Linked DNA regions of Homo sapiens: region 1 is linked to region 2. Evidence: chromatin contacts called from ENCODE Hi-C data. All regions are on one chromosome and are shown on one strand. Each heading gives the region's core, a stretch centred on a gene start or an enhancer-like site at or near the end of the contact. The rest is flanking DNA. Distances are from core to core; before and after follow the strand shown. Region 1 holds the start of ZNF213-AS1 (ZNF213 antisense RNA 1). Region 2 holds the start of ELOB (elongin B).

The links. Hi-C counts contacts between places; a loop is a spot of excess contacts on that map. Pooled maps may share reads with other maps.
Region 1: a loop to region 2 is called in a map of naive thymus-derived CD4-positive, alpha-beta T cell, with 7 times the contacts of the local background. The contact joins the promoter of ZNF213-AS1 here to the promoter of ELOB in region 2. A Hi-C loop is called at or near these places in 1 of 168 maps with a recorded cell type or tissue (naive thymus-derived CD4-positive, alpha-beta T cell) and 6 of 50 pooled maps.

Annotation. Positions count from the first base shown.
Region 1 is chr16:3,132,812-3,137,300 of GRCh38, forward strand. It overlaps ZNF213-AS1 (ZNF213 antisense RNA 1), which reads right to left and starts at 2,071. Exons shown (of 6, transcript NR_110900.1): 1 at 1,819-2,071; 2 at 39-131. ZNF213 (zinc finger protein 213) reads left to right here and starts at 2,218. Exons shown (of 6, transcript NM_004220.3): 1 at 2,218-2,576; 2 at 4,355-4,489. The coding sequence starts at 4,470. RefSeq lists enhancers at 1,799-1,968, 1,979-2,168 and a silencer at 2,279-2,508.
Region 2 is chr16:2,775,079-2,779,356 of GRCh38, forward strand. ELOB (elongin B) reads right to left here and starts at 2,202. Exons shown (of 4, transcript NM_007108.4): 1 at 2,159-2,202; 2 at 1,915-2,049; 3 at 373-478. The coding sequence starts at 2,161. RefSeq lists a silencer at 2,193-2,322 and enhancers at 2,393-2,532, 3,180-4,114, 4,115-4,278.

The DNA of each region.
Region 1 (4,489 bases), core at 821-3,320, 360 kb after region 2:
ATTTAAAAGTTTAATAGGATGGGTGCAGTGGTTCTCACCTGTAATCCCAGCACTTTGGAAAGCTGAGGCAGGCGGATCCCTTGAGGTCTGGAGTTCAAGACCAGCCTGGCTAACCTGGTGAAACCCCATCTCTACTAAAAATACAAAAATTAGCCTGGTGTGGTGGCGTGCACCTGTAATCCCAGCTACTAGGGAGGCTGAGATGGGAGGATCGCTTGAACCTGGGAGGTGGAGGTTGCAGTGAGCCATGAAATTGCACTACCGCACCAAAAAAAAAAAAAAAAAATTTAATTACTGTGGACCTTATGGGGACGCTACATCAAGCTGTTTCCCAATTGAATTGGAATGCCACAACAACGGCTGAACACTGTAAATGTCCAAATCTGGAGGAACAGAGGAAGGTAAACATTTGATTCTCAAGTGGAAGTTCAAAGCATTACATTCTTTCTGGAGGACAGTTTGGAAACATGTACACAAAGTAATCTGGCAATTCCATTTCTAGTTTTTCTCAGGGAAATGTTCAAGCAAATGAATAAAGGTGTACGTAGAAGCATATCTGCAAATACAGAAAGATGGAAAAAATCTAAATGTCCAAGGGTGGGGGACTTAAAATATGAAAATTCCGCCAGGCACGGTGGCTCACGTCTGTAATCTCAGCACTTTGGGAGGCCGAGGCGGGCAGATCACCTGAGGTCAGGAGTTCGAGACCAGCCTGACCAACACGGAGAAACCCCGTCTCTACTAAAAATACAAAATTAGCCGGGCGTGGTGACACATGCCTGTAATCCTAGCTACTCGGGAGGCTGAGGCAGAAGAATCGCTTGAATCCAGGAGGCGGAGGTTGCAGTGAGCCAAGATCGCGCCACTGCAGTCCAGCCTGGGTGACAGAGCGAGACTCTGTCTCAAAAAAAAAAAAAAAATATATATATATATATATATATATATATACACACATATATAATATATATTCACAGGCATATAACTGTCTGAACAGTAAAACTGTAAGAACACACTAAAACATGAATAGTACTTATTCCTGGATGGTCGTATTAGAAATGTTTTTTACCTTCATTCATTAAACAAATATTTACTAAGCATCTACCATGTGCCAGGCACAATTCTAGGTGCTTGTCATAGGGCATTAAAAAGTGTCTGCCCTCATGAACACTTATCGTTGAGTCGTGGGAAACACGTATATGTCAGGTAGTGATAAACATTAGGGAGAAAAGTTAACGCCGAGCACAGGTTGTTTACAGAGCTGGGGAAGGCCTCCTTGAGGGGGTGACATATGAGCAGAATGAGGGAGCAAGCCTTGTGGCTATCACGAGAAAGCTATCTTTATGGTTTTCCAATTAATTTTCTAAATTTTCTCTTCCAAGCATGCAACACCTACATAATTAAGACAAAACAAACCAAAAAAACTCTTTCCATTTATGAAAGAGATCTGGAGCCTGAAATCATCTCCGGGTCGAGGCGTGGAGAGAGTGGGAGAGGATCCGAGGGTATGGAAAGGACCCCGAGCCCCCCTGCTCTAGATCCCTCCGGGCCGTGGGACCCCTGACGCCCAGCAGCAACTCGTGGACAAAGCAGCTGGTGAGAGAACGCGGGACTCCGGCCAGGTCAGTGTCCCGCTTGCCGCGTCCTGCTAAGGCGACCCGAAGACAGAGGATCGCCGCAGGAGGCTCCGCGCCCCTTACCCGAGGGCACTTCCCAGCAAGCTCGACGCCTCTCCAGGGAATTGGGAGGAGCGGGACCCAAGAGGCTAGAAAAGAGTCTCCCCGGCCCGAGCTCCACGGCCCGCGGCCTTTCGGCCCTCACCTACTAGTTGGCAAAGAAAGACCGTGGCAGAAGGAAGAGGCCGCTCCAGCGCATCCCTTCGGGCGGAGCAGAAGCTCCACTTGTGGCTAGGCCATGTGCCCTCTCCGTTCCTCGGGCCAGCCTTGGCTTCCCCTTTTTGTCGCTCAAGGGCCAGGGTCGCAAGGAAATGTGAAAAAAAAGCGGAGACAAAAGAGAACGAGGTAAATCTAGATGCAGAGCCTCGCCTTTCCTCCCGGGTGCAGGTGTATGACGCGTATGGAGTTTCTGTCTTCTAATAGGCAGCCTGAGAATTCTTCCTGTTCATTGGCCATCGGTCATGGAGAAGGCGGGCTCAGTGGACGAACGGCTTTCTGGGAGCTGGGGAATGCTTGCGTAGCGTAGTTTCCCAGCGAGCCCCGCGAGGACTTCCGGCGCCGGGAGCTCGCGGCGGAAGTGGGATCTCCTGGGCCGTAGTGGGCGTTGTGTGTTTCGGGGGCGGGGGCGGGGGCGGGGGCCGGGGCGGGGACGGGGCCTCTGGCCGCCTGGCTCCAACATCAAGCACCGGGCTCCGAGTGGCCGGGATCAGCGCCCCGAGGCAGAGGCCGGAGGGCGCGCGCACTGCTAGGAAGTGCTGGTCCCCCGCGCCGCTCTGCCAGCTTGGTCCCCCGGCAGACGCCCCTGTACGATCGCCGCTCGCCCCGCGGGCGAGGCTGCGGTGGACAGCGCGGGGCTCCGGCTGGCTCGCCTTCCCGCCTGCCGTGTCCTGCTGAGCGACCCTGGTGAGTCCTGGCCCTCTTCGAGGAAAGTCTTCTTCGAAGTCACCAGAGGATGAGAATGGTGCGCGCACCTTTCAGGGGTCTTGTGAGGAGCAGAATAAATAAAGTGCTTAGGATGGACTAAAGAATTGGAAACAACCCGAATGCATCACTCGAGTATTGATTAAGAAACTAGAGCATATCCATACCGCGGAAGCTCATAGTGCCGCTAATGTCTGTGCAGTAAGGTCTCATTTATGTAGAAACACATCAAGCACCTTTTCTCCCCGCTATGGATGACTTTTTTAGTAAAAGCACAGGAAAAGGTCTGGGACGTCATTTGTCAGACTGTTAAGTCGGGGGGTACAATGGTATTGAGGAAGGGAGAGTTTTACAGATTTCTATATTGTTTGAATCTTCCCTTTTTTATTAAGATGGTTTGTATTTTTTTCATTTTCTTTTTACTTTTCTTTTCTTTCTTTTTTTTTTTTTTTTGAGATGGTCTCACTCTGTTGCCCAGGCTGGAGTACAGTGGTGCGATCATAGCTCATTGCAACCTCAAACTCCTGGACTCAAGCAATCTTTCCTCCTCAGCCTCCCCAGTAGCTGGGACTACAGGAGCCCCACCTGGCTTTTTTTGTTTTTTGGTACAGATGGCGTCTCACATTGTCTTCCCAAAGGGGTCTTGAACCCCTGGCCTCAAGCAATCATCCTGTGTCTGTCTCCCAAAATGCTGGGATTACAGGCATAAGCCACCAAGCCCGGCCAGTTTGTATTTTTATTGTTGAAACAAAAAATCGATTACTGAAAATTGCATAATACACTTTTCAGTAGAGAGTAACAATGTAAGGTATAAATGTGTCATACATTTATATGTACCTGTGGATAAATGGCTTTGGATGGTGTCTGTAAGCCCTTCTGTGACACCTCAGGGCCAGATGTGTTTTGGAATTCAGAGGTTTTCAAATTTGAGAAAGATAATATAGTGCACAGACGATATATCAAGCACATCTCCAGAGGGATCTGGGGCAACACTAAATAATGAAACATATCAGTTAAAATTTTTTAATTAGGCCGGGCGCAGTGGCTCACGCCTGTAATCCCAGCACTTTAGGAGGCCGAGGCGGGTGGATCACAAGGTCAGGAGTTTGAGACCATCCTGGCCAACATGGTGAAACCTCGTCTCTACTAAAAATACAAAAAATTAGCTGGACGTGGTAGCTGGTGCCTGTAGTCCCAGCTACTTGGGAGGCTGAAGCAGGAGAATCGCTTGAACCTGGCAGGCAGAGGTTGCAGTGAACTGAGATTGCGCCACTGCACTCCAGCCTGGGCGACAGAGTGAGACTCTCTCTCAGTAAAAAAAAAAAAAAAAGATATTTAATTGATGTATAATGTGCAATACAGAAAAACACACGAGTGGGTATAGCTCAATGAAATTTTATAAACTGAAGATATATGTTATTAATATTTCCACCATAATTTTGAACATTTACATTTAGTGGAATAAATTGAGATTATAAATATGCTTATATCAGGTCAGGTGGTGCTGCCAAATGAATGACATTGGGTTTTGCTGTCAAAGAGTTATGAAACACCCGGGTTTTGGATTTCTGGCTTTGGGATGAGAGCTTGTGGGCCTGTGTTAATAGGAGAGACAGTCACATGAGCAAGGCATTACAGTAAAGCCTAGAAAAGGCTTCAGGGCCATGAAAGGATGGGGACTGGATGGCTCTTCAGCCTGGGGTTTGCTCGTGTATTCCACATCCTTCCTCCTCAGTCCTGCCATTTTGCTCTTTCCCCAGGAGTACACATCCAGATGCCAGCCCAGCTACCACAGGGGATCCCTCTGGGAGACTGAAAGTACAGGTTCTGGGGCCCAGGTTGAAGCCGACCAACCCTGAGCCTCAGGCCAGGGGAATGGCAGCCCCCTTGGAGGC
Region 2 (4,278 bases), core at 952-3,451:
CTCATCTGCAGAACACGGATGATGGTATGTGGACTTCCCAGGGCTACTGAGAGGATGAGACAGGGCAGTGGAAGCCACACACAGAGTAACATGCAGAGCACGGAGCCAGGCACTCACTCAGCCTCCTGTAAATGTGAGCTGGCTTCACAAAATAAGCTTTGGTTTCTGTAAGCATCTCATTTGGTTGCTTCTTTTTTAAAAAAAAAAAAATGAGGAAACAAACACATTGTGAAAGGATATTGCCAGCCCTTTAGGCACGAGGAAGACACTGCCCTGAAGGCTTCAACTCCAGGCTCCCTGATGACCTTCTTTGGAACAGTGTTCCCAACCTGCTTGGCTACCACCCAGCCCAGTGGGTGGTGGGCCTCTCACCTGCCCGGAAGGCCAGCCCCACTGTGGCTGGGGCCTGTGGCCGTGCTGTTTGACTGGTGAAGCCACACTCGCCCAGTGTCTTGCCATCATCCAAGAGTTGGTCATCCTGAGGAGAGAAGCAGGATCTTGGGAGAGGCCCTACATGGGGCAAGTCCCAAAGACTTCTGACCAGCAACTACACGGGAAGTCAGAGGAGGGAAGAGAGAGTTCCCTCAGTGTGGCCCAGGACCACCACGCTGCTTGACAAATACACAGATTCCAGGGTTATATCCAAGAACTTCTAAATCAAAACCTCCCAGGGTGGGACTTTAGAATCCGGTTTTATCCAAATTCTCCAGGCAAATCTAATTTGAGGAGCCACTGAGCTATCTGGAGATAGGCAGACCTGGCTTTCAATCCCAGCTCTGTCACCCTGGACTAGGCATTTGAACATTTTTTTATTTTAGAGACAGGGTCTCGCTATGTTGCCCAGGCATGCAGTGGCACAGACCCAACATAAGCGCTATCATAGCCCCCTCCAGCTTGGAACTCCTGGGCTCAAGCAATTCTCCTGCCTCAGCCTTCAGAGTAGCTGGGACTACAGGACCATGCCACCACGGCTGGCTGGTAGTTGAGCCTTTTGATGCAAAGTTTCCTCATCTGTAAACTAGGAATTACCAGAATTCTCAATTCGTAGGGCCACCAGAGGGTTTCAATGAGCTAGGAAGAAACATAAAGCACTAAGTAGACATGTGGCACACGGGACATGCACAGGCACGGTCATTTAATATTTGCTAAGTCCCAGTAGTTATGAGTGAGGAAAGGCCTTTAGAGACCATGGGAGCTGAGGCTCTGAGCCTGGAGCTAAAAGTCAGTTTCCCAGTTTCCAGCTCTAGAATCTGAACAATGCACTTGGGCGACAACCTCACAATGTTGGGAGACGTAAATCAGAGGCTGATGCATCTGACTCCCCAATGCAGACCCCAAACCCCAAGCCATTCTGACTGAATAATCTCAGTTCGTTTGCAAGGGGAAAGGGGGGCTTCTAGGACATCAGCAGGAGGTCGGGAGGTAATAACAAACGGTTGCTTGGTGAAGAACGAGTGGGACCTGACTTTCTTTGCATTCACTGAGTTCCCCACCCTCCACCCGAAGGAGTGTCCGGGGGGACAGCGTGATTCCGATGGGCCTGCGAAGAAGGGTGGGGATTAAGGGGTCGTGGTTCGAACCCTGGCGCTGCCAATGACCTTTGGCTGGTTAAGCGACCAAGCCGAACCTCAATTTCGTCAACTGCACGGCGCGGGCGATACCGTTGCAGGGGTTGCATGCCACGGTGCCCTCGGCGCCCGGGGCCCGGCACGAGGTCTAAACATCGCCCCCGGACCGGAGATCCCCGCGGCGAGCGCAGCTCGCGCTTCACCCGCACAACGGATGTCCCAGTCCCGCGGCTCGGGCGCCCGCAGGCGTCGCCGGCCGCTACTGTTTACATCGCGGACAGCGTAGGCGTCAGCCCCGTGCCCGGCGCCGGGTACCCGCTCCCCTCGGCCCGCCCGCGGGACCCACCTTGTACAGCCGCTGCTCGTCAGGAGGCCGCTTGAGGATGCCCTCGACGATGCGCTTCAGTTCGAACACCGTGCTGGACTCCTTGGCGTCCGTGAAGATGGTGGTCTTGTGGCGCCGGATCATGAGGAACACGTCCTGGGGGCGGCGGGCCGGCGTGAGCACGAAGCCCGGGCCCCCCGCGCGGCCCAGCCGCCCCCCGCCGCCCCCGGCCCGGCCCGGCCGCCCCTCCCCCACGCCCGCTCACCATCGCGGCTGCTGCCTCTCCCCTCGACGCGCCGGCGCAGCCGCGCTCCGCCCCGTTCCCGGCAGCCCGCGCGTGGCCCAGCATGCCCCGCGCCGCGTCCCTTCCCCCGGCGCAGCCCCGCCCCGTGCCGCCCCGCAGCCGCCGCCATTTTAAGTGATCTGGAAGCGGGCGGTATCGAGGGGCGTGCGGCCGCCATCCCGACGGCGGGCATGGCCTTTGGAGGCGGTGGCGCCGTCTTGGGACTGGCAGAGGGGAGGTCCCCGTGTTGGTGCGGTCCGGCGGGCTCCAAGCTCGGGCACACCGAGCTCGGGGCCGTCTTGTCGCGGCGTAGTCGTGGCCGCCATCTTGGGCAGGCTCCGCATTTGGGGTCTTCTGGCCGCCGTGCTGGGGACAGTCACCCCCGCTCCCTGACCCGGGCTGGATGCGAGGACTGTCGCCGCTCAGAGGGGCTTATGACCTGTGAAGAGCCCTGGGGGCTGCTGTTGGGCTTAGGGATGGCCCGGGCGAACTCCTTGGGCTAGAAGAGGAGGCACGGGAGCGGTTGGCGACCGCTCTTCGCAGGAGGAGGGAAGGGGCAGCTCCTTGCCCCAGGAGCCCTGGGCGCCTGTCCGCCTTCCTGCTTGGCTGCATTTCGGCTCTGAAAAGGCCTAGAGACTTGATTCTCCTGGCTGGCCGCTCTTTCCACCAAGGCCCTGTTTCCTGAATGCTGGACACTATCCTGCATCGCCCCAAGTTACATTTACATGAGAGTGAGGGCCCCCCACTTGACCTCTCCCTTGCAGAGACACCCCAGGCTGGGTCGTGCTGGGCGGGTGTCGGAGGCGGCGTTGGAGAGATGAGCCAGAGGGTGGCCCTGGACGCCAAACCGCCCTGCAGTCCTCCGAGCTGCGCTTTGAGGGCTGTTGAGAGAGGGGTGGAAGGTGGAGGTGCGATTTTTGCCTCGGCATCTAGAGAGGCGAAGGAGCAGCCCTGGGCTCCGCTGCTGACTGTGGCCATGGGCCGTTAACCTCATCAAAGCCCAGTTTCCTCCTGTTGTAGATGGGAGAGGAACAGTTTTTGAACTGCGTAGAACCTCGGCAAGTCTTAGCGCTGCATTTGTGTTTTCTAAGCTGTAATTCTAGTTATTGCTACTTTTGACTTGTGGAATGTGGCTCCTCCCTGGGGAGTCCTCCAAAGTCCCTTCCCTCGTGTGACTTCCTTCACTGCGGTTCACTGCAGCCCCTACCCCCGCTCCCAGGGTCCTCAGCATCGCAGTCCCTGCAGAACCTGTCTCTTCTTCATGACGTGAGTCATGAGGCATTGGACAGGTAATTGCTGGGAAGAGCTCTTGGCCAGGCTAAAATTTCTTTCTCAGTCGCAGTGTCTGGCTGGGGGCGGTGGCTCACGCCTGTAATCCCAGCACTTTGGGAGGCTGAAGGGGGTGGATCACTTGAGCCCAGAAGTTCAAGACCAGCTTGGCCAACAAGGTGAAACCCTGTCTGTACTAAAAATACAAACAAAATTAGGTGGGCACGGTGGCGCACGCCTGTGGTCCCAGCTGCTCGAGAGGCTGAGCCAGGAGGATTGCTTGAACCCGGAGGCGCAGGTTGCAGTGCGCCGAGATCGCGCCACTGCACATCGCCTGGCGACAGAGTGAGACTCTGTCTCCAATTAATTAATCCCAGTGTCTTTACCTACATAGAACTGGCAACTTTAAATCCTGTGCTTCTGTGGAGGGAGAGCGAAGGAAGAGTGTGGACAGTGGGGGCCAGGAAGTTCTCAGGTAGCCCAGCAGGCCACGCAGAAGTCAAGGGGTGTGTAGGTACAGGAGGGGCCGTCTCCACAGGGAGACGCCTGGATCCATACTCCATCCAGGCTTCATCTGCAGAGACCAGGGGTGGACACCTCGTTTGTGGGGGCCGTCACAGCTGATGCCCCAGCTCAGGATGTCCACCAGAAACCAGGAGTCACCATCCTCTTAAGGGTGGTGCCTGTCCTCCAGAGAGCATATCACTGGGTTCAAACCCCAGCTCCTACCGGCAAAGCCCGGGGCCTCCACCTGGGTGTTCCCATCCATGAAGCGGGGATACACAGTGTGGAGCCCTTGGGAGGTTGGGGAGTGTGCCTGCCCTCACCGCGCA